Linked DNA regions of Homo sapiens: region 1 is linked to region 2. Evidence: chromatin contacts called from ENCODE Hi-C or POLR2A ChIA-PET data. All regions are on one chromosome and are shown on one strand. The core of a region is the stretch at or near the end of the contact, and the rest is flanking DNA. Distances in the headings are between cores, read along the strand shown. Region 1 overlaps SEPTIN11 (septin 11). Region 2 overlaps SHROOM3 (shroom family member 3).

Region 1 (5,943 bases), core at 3,078-5,577, 230 kb after region 2:
CGCTGTGTGGGGATTGCATGTATCTCATTCAAATACCCAAAGAGAAAAACTGTGATTAGATAGACCACTCTCCAATGTGGAGCCCCAGCTCATAGTGAAATGATTGGGCTTCTGTTGTTGCCTTGAGGTCAGGGACCTAGCCATGGTCTGGTTGTCTGTGGCCAACTAGCAGGGCCATGGATGTAAAGGATGGTCTTGCTTATAAGAGGAAAGCGGTTATGACAAACACTTAGAATGGTGTTCCCATAATTATAAATTAGAGTCTGACTGGTATTATTCAGTCATGTTCTAGACCAGATTCTAAGATGTGGGAGAACACCCTATCAGGCTAGTTTCTTGAATTCTCAGAACTTGGCACAGAACTTGTATATAGTAGGCACTGGAAAAATACTGGCTGAATGATGGTTGACTAAAGAGGAAATTCTGTGATCTTAGATGTTCAGGGACACACAGGAAAGGTTAAAGAGTAAGATGAATATACTTGACCAACTTTTATCCTATAAGTGAATCATCATAGTTACAGGCAAGCCATATAAGGCTTTTCTAATCAGAGAAAGCTCAAATCCAGAAAGACTTCATCCTCCTTCACTTTTGTATTATGTTAGAAAGCAATGAGTATACAATACAGAATTTATAACTAGTAAGTAGATTTTGTCATTATAGTGGGAGGGTTGCCCAGAGCTTTTCTTTTTTCCATAGAACACTACCATCCTTAAAGTCATTATAGCAGTCCTTAGAAGAGGGGATGCTCCTAGGAACATATTGGGATTAGAAGTAGTTGAAAGGGCTGTTCTATATTGGCAAGTTTAAATTGAGCTGGAAATCTAATTGAAAAATTTTCCAGATTAAGAAAGAAAAAAGGTATCCCTAGGGCTAATGTTTCTAGATTTCTACCTGCTTCTCTCCATCATCATATGCTCAGCCACCACCACCACGAACATAAGGCTGTTTTTTTCTCATTGCCAACTGTCTTTGACTCAACAATAAGAATTAGAATTAAGAGAGAATTTGCTTGGTGTTATTTTGAGGGTTGGGCTGCAGTTCTTCATAGCCCCACATTTGGGTGTCATCATGTGATTGGTACAGTGGTTACAGATACCTGCTACTCTGCTTTGCACATGGGAGATCTCAGTAAACACTTACTGAGTTGAATTATCAGTGTAAATAAGGTCATTTGACATCATTTACTTTCATTGTCACAAACTTCACACTGAAGCTGGGAAAACTATCTAAGAAGCCACAAATGTTTGGCTTCTTGACTCCAGCTGGATAAAGAAAAATAAAAACAATATGGAGAGATTAATATAACCATAACTGGAAAATGTTAGGCAGTCAGTTTTCTGTGTAATAGTAAAATCAGGCTGCTGTCTTGGTTGAGTGCAGGTGTTGGAACCATACAGACTTGAGTTAGAACCCTGGTTCCACCACTTAGCAATGACTTCAGGCAAGTTACTCATAAATCTTATCTAAGCCTAGTGTTCCATCTTGAACATGGAGGAAACAGTAGTACCTATTTCATGGGAGTAGTACTAGGGTTTAAATGAGATAATGTAGCCGGGCGTGGTGGCTCATGCCTGTAATCCCAGCACTTTAGGAGGCTGAGGCAGGTGGACTATTTGAGGTCAGGAGTTCAAGACCAGCTCAGCCAACATGGTGAAACCCCGTCTCTACTAAAAATACAAAAATTAGCCAGGTGTGGTGACATGTGCCTGTAATCCTAGCTTCTCAGGAGGCTGATCTGGGAGGATCACTTGAATCCAGGAGATGAAGGTTGCAGTGAGCCGAGATCGCGCCACTGTACTCCAGCCTGGGGGACAGAGCGAGACTCTGTCTCAAAATTGAATAAATAAATACATATATACATACATACATAAAAGAGATAATGCACTAGAAGCTCTTGCCACCGGGGTTGGCACAAAGTGAGCACTCAGTGATGTTAGTGATTATTGTCATCAAGAGTGTTATTTTGAATAATGTAATTCTTTTCTACGACATGGTATCATATTGATGTTGAATTAACTGATCTTTTAGGTAATTCAGTGTAAATGGAATCACTTGTTTCAAGTAACAGAAATTCAACAGTATAGTCTTTTATCCCTTAAGTAATATAGATTTATACTCTAACATTTAGGAGAGAAAGAGACAAAGTTCATGTTCTTGTTCTTGTAATATACAAACTGAGCACAGGCAATCTTACAAGTACAATTTTTCTATTCAGAGGTAAAGAAGAATCTCTTGATCTGTAAATTTGAAATCTCTCTGCTAAATAGTTTCTGAAATTCATTGAGGCATTTTTAGGAAGGTATTCCATAGATTACACATAGAAAGAATTATCTCTTCACAGTGACATTTCTGGTGACAGTTTTTCTTTTTTAAACTTTATAATCATGACTAATAAAAAATACTGATGAATTGAACTGATGTCTGAGAGACATTGACACATTCTCTGATTTTTCTTTTGTGGTTATGTAGGTGAGACAGGCATTGGCAAATCCACGTTAATGGACACTTTGTTCAACACCAAATTTGAAAGTGACCCAGCTACTCACAATGAACCAGGTGTTCGGTTAAAAGCCAGAAGTTATGAGCTTCAGGAAAGCAATGTACGGCTGAAGTTAACCATTGTTGACACCGTGGGATTTGGAGACCAGATAAATAAAGATGACAGGTACATCTTGGGATTTTGGGGGGACATGAATGGATGAGGAGATAGCAGGATCCATCCCAGGTAAATTTAAAGGCCAAATGTTTTGGGGATTTTTTAGTTGTGGGGCTTGGTCCTCTATTGCCTAAAAGGTGTGATATTCTTGTCCTCTGAGAATTTTTCTGAGAATATTCTTCCTTGAGGTCAGAATCAGACATCAAAATTGATCCCAGCTAGTAGGATCAGAAAGGGGCTTTATTAGAGGGACTAAATTAGCTTACAACATCTTTCCACAAAGGCCATGAAACCAGGTTTGGGGCTTTCCTACCAGGAAAAGCAATCTAGAGAAACACCCAGCCACCCTACAGAACAGTTTTAGCAGAAACCCCAGCCATCAATCACTTCATACTGCTTGGGAAGCCAGGACACTAGAGGGGAGGTCTCTAGAAGCTCCACCAAATCTGCCCCAGGTAATCAAATGCCTTCACCATGGCTTGCTATATAATGATAAAATAGTACACTGAGTTTTTATAATGTACCCCATTTATAAACCATGTAAGTTTGGGTCTTTACCATGAGTTATCTTTTGCCCTTATTTGAGGGAAGTTTTCAATTCTTAAAATTTCGTGGCATACAACCCATGTTAGTCTTAGTCTCAGGATTTTGTTCACATTCCTTCTCAAGAGCACCAATTCTGTTCATCAGTCTCAACCTCAGATGTCTTATGACTATTTTACATAGTACATTCATTCTCAAAAGAAGTTTGAGAAAGTTAAAATAAAACTGCCCCAGGTCCAAAGGTGATTGTAGAATGGGGCTTCCAGAAACATCTTTGAGCAGTTACAACATTATGGGCATAAGTGTCTACCTGCTTAGTGTGACCAACATGTAGACATGAACAACAAATCAGTAAGTTAGGGTGTGTTTGCTTACAGCTCAGACACTTTGCTTGTATCAGGATTTTTTCCCCATATTCCTCAAAACTGTATATTATACACATGTGTTTTGTAAAGAGGAACTCGACTATTTTTATCTAGAAATGCCTAGATATATTTTATCTATGCCTGATATAAGTATGAGCACCACAGTAATGACAGATAAATGTTTAATTCATTCTTTAGCTGAGCACCAAGCTCTTTATTTTATCTACAAAGCACTTTAAATGCTCTTCAGTAGACATTGTCCCGTGATAACAGGAACAATTGGTAGATAGAGTGAGAAAGATTTTATTTTGCATACCAAAATGGACTATCTGTACATTGTGCTGGGGCAGGGAACAAGTTCAGCTCTGACACTGCAGCTGAGCAGTTGCTCTTAATATATGACCTCAATGACAGGGAATGATGGAGAGGCCCCTGCCTGAAGGCTGTTTGTAATGCCAAGAGCAGTAAATGAAGAGAAAGGCCTGGTCATAAGGAAAGGGGCACAAGTGCATTGTGGGAGCTGGGAAGAGAGCCGGGGGTTTCAATCATTGCATACTCACAGAATATACCCAGAGCAAGGCCTGTTCTCCATCTCTCAGACTGGTATAGATTTTCTCACTGGCGTTAGGAAAAATCTTGCTTGTCCATTCCTTGATTGGAAGACAGCAACTGTACTTTTTCAGGATCCCTCCCCCAAGGAATGAGAACCATCCTCCACATAGCCTCTTGCTGAGATTCCCTGTGCTCTTCCAGCTCACTGGGGTTGCCACAGTGCTGCCACTCAATTTTTGCCTCTCCCCTAAACTGGGACTTTCCCTCGGGCTGCTGGTGGCTTTTCACTCCCCAATCAGCACTCAGCAGCAAACAGTTAGCACAATGCATATCCTCATATTTGCAGCTGGAGCCCTCCTTAAGAAATTATCTGACTCATTTGGGTCAAATAATAGTTTCCAAGGAGATTTAGAAGAGAGGAAGTGTGATATTAACTTAACCTAGATACCAAATATTTTTTTTCCTCTGAAATTTCTTGACAGCTATTGCATAACCTCTTTAAATGGCACTTAAAACTCTCTGTTACCCTGTGCCTCAGAAGGTATTGTTGACACTGTTGACTGTAAAGCCAAATTACTTGTTCACAAATTGTTATCTGGACAGGCTCTGCCTCCCTCAAGAAACTGGAAGTGGGATATTCATTTCTGCATCAATATATAACCATATGGAAAGGGATGTGGTATTTCTCTATGCCCATGTTGATTTTTACCTACTTTGGGGATTAGGCAAGCTTTTCTGCCATAGATGCAAGACTTCAAGAATGTCCCAGTTTGTTTATGTAGGCTTTGGACATGTCAACATTCCTGTATTATTATCTGCCTCAGACCAGGCTAGCTAGAAGGAGGCAGGAAGAGAGATCTGGTAAGGTTTCCTGTTATGTTTAAAAGCACATTTCACTCTTTGTTATTTAAGGGCTTCCTTGTTTTGGCTGTTTGTACTCTTCAGTGGAGAAAGAAAGGGGCCTGGGGAAGAAGGGAAAGCAAGTTTTGTTGTTCAATTGGAAATAGAATAATTAGTTTGCCCCACACTGGGGAGATGGGAGGTGAGCTGTCCATGGCGTATCACTAGCTGTAATGATAGTTAGCCCTCAAAGGCAGAGATAATTGAAATCCCCTGAGACGGAATTTCAACCTCACCAAATCTTTATCAGAGTTATAAAACAGTAGTGAGATGGACTGTTTGGCCTTTAAATTTTAAGTTTTTAATCACACTTTCTGGTGGAGGTAGTCAAGGGATAAGGAAAATTGGCTAACAGACAGCAAGATAAGGGAAAAACATGGTAAGTATTTGGTCGTATATGAAGTGGAAAGTCAGTCCCTGAATGATGGCATTGGCCATTTTGCAAGAATGATCAGTGGGTAGGTTGGATGGATGGATCACATTGTCTAAGTATCTTTTTCCATCGGTTTTAGGGTTAGCCTCTGTCATTTTTGTGTGTGTGTATGTTTTATGGCTGGAGGTATATGGAAAAAAAAATGAGTGCTGTGTAACAAGGAATATCTCCATGCCTTAAAAGAAAATGATGTGAAAACGTAAGGGCTAGATTGGATTTGTCCTCCTGTCTTTCCTCTGATTGATATGGCCACAATTCAGGGAAGTTTTAATTGGCAAAAAAAATATAAATAAGTGTTAGTAGGAATGGGGCTAGCAAAAGGCTAAGTTGGGATTAAGCTTCCTATCTTTCTCACTTTAGATGGAGAAGTGGAAAGGATTTGGAGGAAGAGGCAGATAATTCATCTCATCTACAGGATGATGATGAGGAGTACAAAACCACTTGGCTGGCTTGAGTCTCATCAAGAAGAAATTATTTCATCAGCATAATTA
Region 2 (6,776 bases), core at 3,716-6,215:
AATGTGATACCACCTTACTCCTGCAAGAATGGCAATAAAAAAAAATACATGTTGGCATGGATGTGGTGAAAAGGGAACACTTTTACACTGCTGGTGGGAATGTAAACTAGTACAACCACTATGGAAAACAGTATGGAGATTCCTTAAAGAACTAAAAGTACATCTATCATTTGATCCAGCAGTCCCACTACTGGGTATCTATCCAGAGGAAAGAAGTAATTATATGGAAAAGACACTTGCACACTCATATTTATAGCAGTACAATTTGCAACTGCAAAAAAGGGAACCAGCCCAAATGCCCATCAATTAACAAGTGAATAAAGAAAATGTGTGTGTGTGTATATATACATAACATATTTGTATATGTGTATATACACATATATACACATACTATATATATACACACACCATATATATGTGTACATACACATATATACACATATATATACACACATACTATATATATACACACACACACACACATACATATATACACACATACCACATTTTCTTTATCCACTTGTTAATTGATGGGCATTTGGGCTGGTTCCCTTTTTTGCAGTTGCAAATTGTGCTGCTATAAACATGGGTGTGCAAGTTTCTTTTCCATATAATTACTTCTTTTCTCTGGATAGATACCCAGTAGTGGGATTGCAGGATCAAATGATAGATGTACTTTTCATTCTTTAAGGAATCTCCATACTGTTTTCCATAGTGGTTGTGCTAGTTTACATCCCCACCAGCAATGTAAAAGTGTTCCCTTTTCACCATATCCATGCCAACATATATTAGTTTTTGATTATGGCCATTCTTGCAGGAGTAAGGTGGTATTGCATTGTGGTTTTGATTTGCATTTCCCTGATAGAACTGTTCAGCAGTTTTTCACGTTTGTTGACCATTTGTCCATCTTCTTTTGAGAATTGTCTATTAATGTCCTTTGCCCACTTTTTGATGGGATTTTTTCTTGCTGATTTATTTGTAGATTCTGGATATTAGTTCTTTGTTGGATACATAGTTTGCAAAGATTTTCTCCCACTCTGTGGGTTGTCTGTTTACTCTGCTGTTTTTATTTTGCTGTGCAAAAGCTCTTTAGTTTAATTAAGTCCTATCTATTTATCTTTGTTTTTGTTGCATTCCCTTTTGGATTCTTTGTCATGAACTCTTTGCCGAAGCCAATGCCTAGAAGATTGTCTTCTTTCCATCTAGCTATTTTAGGCTAAGAGAAAAATGAAAGACTAATTACAAAAACCGTGGAGTTTAATTTCTGTTGTGCAAAAGAAGCAGTAGACGCTTAATATAAATGAATTCAAACTAGAAGCCACTAAGACATGTACTTCCTTCCTTCAGTTAAATATATCTTCTAGAATTTTTATGGCTTTAGGTCTTAGATTTAAGTCCTTGATCCATCTTGAATAGATTTTTGTGTAAGGTGAGAGATGAGGATCTACTTTCATTCTTCTACATGTGGCTTACCAATTATTCCAGCACCATTTGTTGAATAGGGTGACCTTTCTTCACTTTGTTTTTGTTTGCTTTCTCGAAGATCAGTTGGCTGTAAGTATTTGGCTTTATTTCTGGGTTCTCTATTCTGTTCCATTGCTCTATATGCCTGTTTTTACACTAATACCATGCTGTTTTGGTGACTGTGGCCTTGTAGTATAGTTTGAAGTTGGGTAACGTGATGCCTCCAGATTTGTTCTTTTTGCTTAGTCTTGCTTTGGCTATGCGGGCTCTTTTTTGGTTCCATATGAATTTTAGGATTGTTTTTTCTAGTTCTGTGAAGAATGATGGCGGTATTTTGATGGGAATTGCATTGAATTTGTAGACTGCTTTTGACAGTATGGTCATTTTCACAATATTGACTCTACCCATCCATGAGCACAGGATATGTTTCCATTTGTGTGTGTCATCTATGATTTCTTTCAGCAGTGTTTTATAGTTTTCCTTGCAGAGGTCTTTAACCTCCTTGATTAGGTATATTCCTAAGTATTTTATTTTTTTGCAGCTATTGTGAAAGTGGTTGAGTTCTTGATTTTATTCTCAGCTTGGTCGCTGTTGGTGTATAGCAGTGCTACTTATTTGTGTACATTGATTTTGTATCCTGAGACTTTACTGAATTCATTTATTAGATCTAGGAGCTTTTTGGATAGTCTTCAGGGTTTTCTAGGTATAGGATCATATCGTTGGCAAACAGCAACAGTTTGGCTTCCTCTTTACCAATTTGGATGCCCTTTCTTTCTTTCTCTTGTCTGACTGCTCTGGCTAGACCTTTTAGTACAATGTTGAATAGCAGTGGTGAAAGTGAGCACCCTTGTCTTGTTCCAGTTCTCAGGGGGAATGCTTTCAACTTTTCCTTGTTCAGTATAATGTTGGCTGTGGGTTTGTCTCCTCAGTTACTTTGCCTAAAATGTCTGAATGGTTAAATATAATTTTTTTAATTTAAAAATGATCATGTTGGAGAGAAAACCACATTAAAGATAACATATGCTACAATATCATAGAAAAGCATAAGAAACTCTTAGAATATGACATTGCCGTCATTGTTGAACAGAATTTCTCTCATTTTGGATCAGAGGCCTGCAAAAGAGAACTGAAAAAATGGAAACTGGCTTCTTTAGAGATGGGAAATATGATCTCATTGCTATTATGGATTAGGGAGAGGTTCTCAAACTTTAGCCGCAAAAGAATCATCTGGAAGGCTTGTTAAAACAGGTTGCTGGGCCTCACCTCCAGAGTTTTTTATTCAAGAGGTGGAAGAGGGCCTGAACCCTTGCATTTCTAACAATTTCCCAGGTGATGCCACTGCTGCTGGTCCAGCAACCACACCTTGAGAACCACCGTATTCATGTATATACTCAAGGTACCTTGATGATTTTTTTTTTTTTTTTTGAGACAAGAGTCTCACTCTGTCATCCAGGCTGGAGTGCAGTGGCACATCTCGGCTCACTGCAACCTCTGCCTCCTGGGTTCAAGCAATTCTCATGCCTCAGCCTCCCAAGTAGCTGGTATTACAGGCATGCATCACCATGCCTAGGTGATTTTTGTATTTTTAGTAGAGACGGGGTTTCACCATGTTGGCCAGGCTGGGTTTGAACTCCTGGCCTCAAGTGATCCATCCATCCCGGCCTCCCAAAGTGCTGGAATTATAGGCGTGAGCCACCAAGCCCAGCTGATGATTGGTTTTTAAAGTCAAGAATCTGAAAGCAATTTTATCTCCAGCCAATTTAATGTAACAGCTCTCAAACTGAAGCTATCCTATGATGTTACAATTTAGAGAATGCTGTAATATGTAATATAAGGATAATCTGATTTTCAAAAAGTTAGCCTCCTTACTTAGGAGTGACAATAGGAATAGAGCTTAGATATTTCCCAGTCCTGTCAGAGGTGTCCTTGCAGGGAGTCTGGCTCTTTTCTCCCTTTCCCTGGCCTTCATTGATCTGTCCAATTTTCCCTGGCAGAGCTCTCTTTACGAGAAAAGGAAGATCCTGGCTGGTCAGCATGAGGATGCCCGGGAGCTGAAGGAGAACCTGGATCGCAGGGAGCGAGTAGTGCTGGGCATCTTGGCCAATTACCTTTCAGAGGAGCAGCTCCAGGACTACCAGCACTTCGTGAAAATGAAGTCCACGCTCCTCATTGAGCAACGGAAGCTGGATGACAAGATCAAGCTGGGCCAGGAGCAGGTCAAGTGTCTGCTGGAGAGCCTGCCCTCAGATTTCATTCCCAAGGCTGGGGCCCTGGCTCTGCCCCCAAACCTCACGAGTGAGCCCATTCCTGCTGGGGGCTGTACTTTCAGTGGTATTTTCCCAACATTAACCTCTCCACTTTAACCTCTTCTAAAATACCCAACCAAAAGATCACTGTTTCTCTCAACACTATTTAATCTGAAAAATGTTTCAGTACAAACCACTGTTTGAACTATCTGGGTTATTGGTGTTTGTTCCTGATGAAAGGAAAAAAATTCTCTCCAGGAGGAAGCCTTTTTCCTTCTTGCCCTTCCTGATTGATCTTCTGAGAGCTCGAATGCTGCTGGACACGTACCCCTTTCTATTATTACTTTGTAGTAGAAAGAAAGTTAATGAAACTGAGAACTGATTGGAGGGTGTTTGATCATTTAGTTTTTAACAGGCTGAGGCAACATGGATCAGTGTGTGTCCCCCTCAGGAATGTATCCACAGTGGCCTTCCTTGCTGGTGGGCAGTGTATCCTGATGGCAGGGTACAAGTACCATTAATGAAGGGTCTGCAACATAAAGCCTTAAAAAGACACACACTAAGAAAACTGTAAAACCTTGAACATTGTTATTTATATTTTTTAAAATGGAAAAGATCACTATGTTTGTTGTGCTAACCACTTATTTGATTCTGTTTTGTGGTGGACATAGATGATTACGTTTGAGCTTTGTATTTTGTGAAAACCTTAATGAAATGAATTCCAAAGATAGTCACGTTGAGCGTGAAGACTTTTTTTCTTACATTCCTGTCTTATTTTTACCAACACGAGCAGGCATTCTGCGCTTCCACTGGACTGAGTATGGGGGAGTCCTGCTCCCCTCCTGTCTCACACCTTCCCCAGGAGGAAGGCCTCATGCACTGCGGTTATTGCATCATTTCCTAGTGCTTCATGTCATTATCACTGGTGGGGAAACAAAGCTAAATTTTATTAACAAAGACAACTCTCAGACCTATATAATAGGAGGAGGACGTCCAGAATCCAACAAAATTCAAACGGAGCCCATGCTGTTCTCCTGAACAAGATTTGGGCTAAATACGGCCTGTTTATTGAGGCTGTTTTAATGATGCTTTAAAAAAAAAAAATGTTTTCTAAAATGTCAAACCTGTTGACCACACTTTGATTAAAAACTGCCTCCTTAACCTCTGAAGACTGATTTTGCTTTATCATGTTTCAATAATAACATTTCAGAGGTTACTCTGTAGCCCCAGTTGTAAGCTTATAAAAACAAACTGGAAGGCTGAGGAGGTTATGGGCTGGCAGCCAGGCTATGTTTACAGCTGCTGGAGATGGCAGTAGCCTTATACTTTGAGCAGGTAGTACATCCCAGGCTGTGCTAGAGGTAGATTTGTTTTTTCACGTTTGATCTGTGGCTGGTGGCCACCTTTGTTGATTTGGGCTTACGAGTTTCATAGTAGCCAGTCTTAGAAAATTGGGGGAGTAAAATTTTGAAGTAAAAAAAAAAAAAAAATGACAAGGGAACCAAATGCTCCTTCTCCCCTTAGTACATTTTCATTACTTAATGAAGTTTTATCTCCTATGTAAGAATATCAAAATTGTAGTTTGGGTCTCCAGTAGAGATGTCTTTTGATTAACTTATAAACAACTGGCCACCCAGAAGTTTCCTTTGCATAGTCAACCAAAGCTATGGCTTTGTTCTTTGGAGCTTATATACTGCATGACTCCATTGATACAAATAAGACAGCACCTTGGTTTCCCAGGGATGTTTTCATTCAGAGGTCCTGTCTCCCAGGAAAGCAGTAGAACCAGTGACAGCATTCAACAGCCACACTGCATGGTCATCAGTCTTAGGCCAACATGGGAGCCTGAAATTAACTCCATCAGTAACTACCTGTGTGTCTTGCTGATACTGAATGAGCCCTCACAAGCCAAGCCAGGTGGAAGACAGCCAGCAAACGTCTACAGTTATTCTTAGTGAAATTCCTCAGAGGAATCCAGGGGGCTCCCAGTTCCCAACACTCTTCGAGATGACCATTTTTCGGGATTTGACTGGGGAACATTTTACATATTCAGTCTTTCTCAAAAATTTTTATTTATTTTCTTGAGAAAGGGTCTTACTATGTTGCCCAGGCTGGAGTGCAGAGTGGTGCGATAACAGCTCATTGCAGTCTGAACCTCTGAGGCTCAAGCCATCCTCCCATCTCAGCCTCCCAAGTAGCTGGGACCACAGGTGTGCACCACTATGCTTGGCTAATTTTTTGATTTTTTATAGAGACGGGGGTCTCGCTATGTTGCCCAGGCTGGTTTCAAACTCCTGGGCTCAAGGGATCCTTCCGCTTTGGTCCCAGAAGTGCTGGGATTACAGGCATGAGCCACTTCACCCAGCCACTTTTCTAATTTATAGACATAAAAGTAATTGACTCCCACAGCACAGTAACAGGCAATGCTGCTTGGCATGCCACAAACATCTGAAAGCTTGTGACACTCCTAGGATTGTGTCCATTCTTTCATTATGTGGAAACTTTGTTCTGTTATGTGAAATGGGTAAGGCACCAAGTGAGACTTTGAAATCTAATTTTTAGGTGGATGTGATATTTATTGTAATAGGACTTGACCTCTGTACTTTAAAGAAATCACTAACCAAATTTTCAAAGTTTCCTTTTAAATGCGTTTAGCTAGAAATCTATGTATTTATCCCTTTCCTATTTTGCATTCTTCTCCCACTATTTTTAAAAACTCATTTACAGTAGAAACCATTCTTCTTTCTCCCAACAGTATCCTTTGCCAAGACCATGAGAACAGTAAGGAGCATGTTGTTGGTCAGGGTTTCAGAATACGCGTGATGTCACTGAGAATGTTTGCTCACAGTCAATAATTGTCTTTGTGGATGTGATAATTTTGGAGATACACTTCTGGTCAGAACTCAGGTGAGATAATCTTGCAATACTCCAAATGCAGATACTCCAGCCACCCGCAAGGTTCCAGGAAAGGACAATGTCCTGCGAGAAAATCAGGAGGCCTCCACTTCCTGGGCCACTTGAGAAGTTCCTGGGCATGTCACTACATGTTGGTTGACTCAGCCATTT

The links. Hi-C counts contacts between places; a loop is a spot of excess contacts on that map. ChIA-PET counts read pairs that join two places held with the same protein, here RNA polymerase II (POLR2A). Pooled maps may share reads with other maps.
Region 1: a loop to region 2 is called in a map of posterior vena cava, with 2.2 times the contacts of the local background. The contact joins two enhancer-like sites. A Hi-C loop is called at or near these places in 1 of 168 maps with a recorded cell type or tissue (posterior vena cava), 3 of 37 single-sample maps with no recorded cell type and 3 of 50 pooled maps. POLR2A ChIA-PET finds 5 or more read pairs at or near these places in 2 of 52 experiments (OCI-LY7 and activated T-cell).

The regions. Positions count from the first base shown.
Region 1 is chr4:77,003,129-77,009,071 of GRCh38, forward strand. It overlaps SEPTIN11 (septin 11), which reads left to right. Exons shown (of 10, transcript NM_018243.4): 3 at 2,473-2,668. Among named protein-coding and RNA genes, the nearest start is that of SEPTIN11, 56 kb to the left of the region's middle. Within about 2 kb of position 4,328, at least 10 of the 41 ENCODE cell types and tissues checked have a DNase peak (open chromatin) inside an H3K27ac peak, as active enhancers do.
Region 2 is chr4:76,775,351-76,782,126 of GRCh38, forward strand. It overlaps SHROOM3 (shroom family member 3), which reads left to right. Exons shown (of 11, transcript NM_020859.4): 11 at 3,459-6,776. The coding sequence ends at 3,827. The region is part of intron 1 of SHROOM3-AS1 (SHROOM3 antisense RNA 1); the gene reads right to left. Among named protein-coding and RNA genes, the nearest start is that of SHROOM3-AS1, 24 kb to the right of the region's middle. RefSeq lists enhancers at 6,153-6,776, 6,392-6,776, 6,483-6,776, 6,586-6,776. Within about 2 kb of position 4,966, at least 2 of the 41 ENCODE cell types and tissues checked have a DNase peak (open chromatin) inside an H3K27ac peak, as active enhancers do.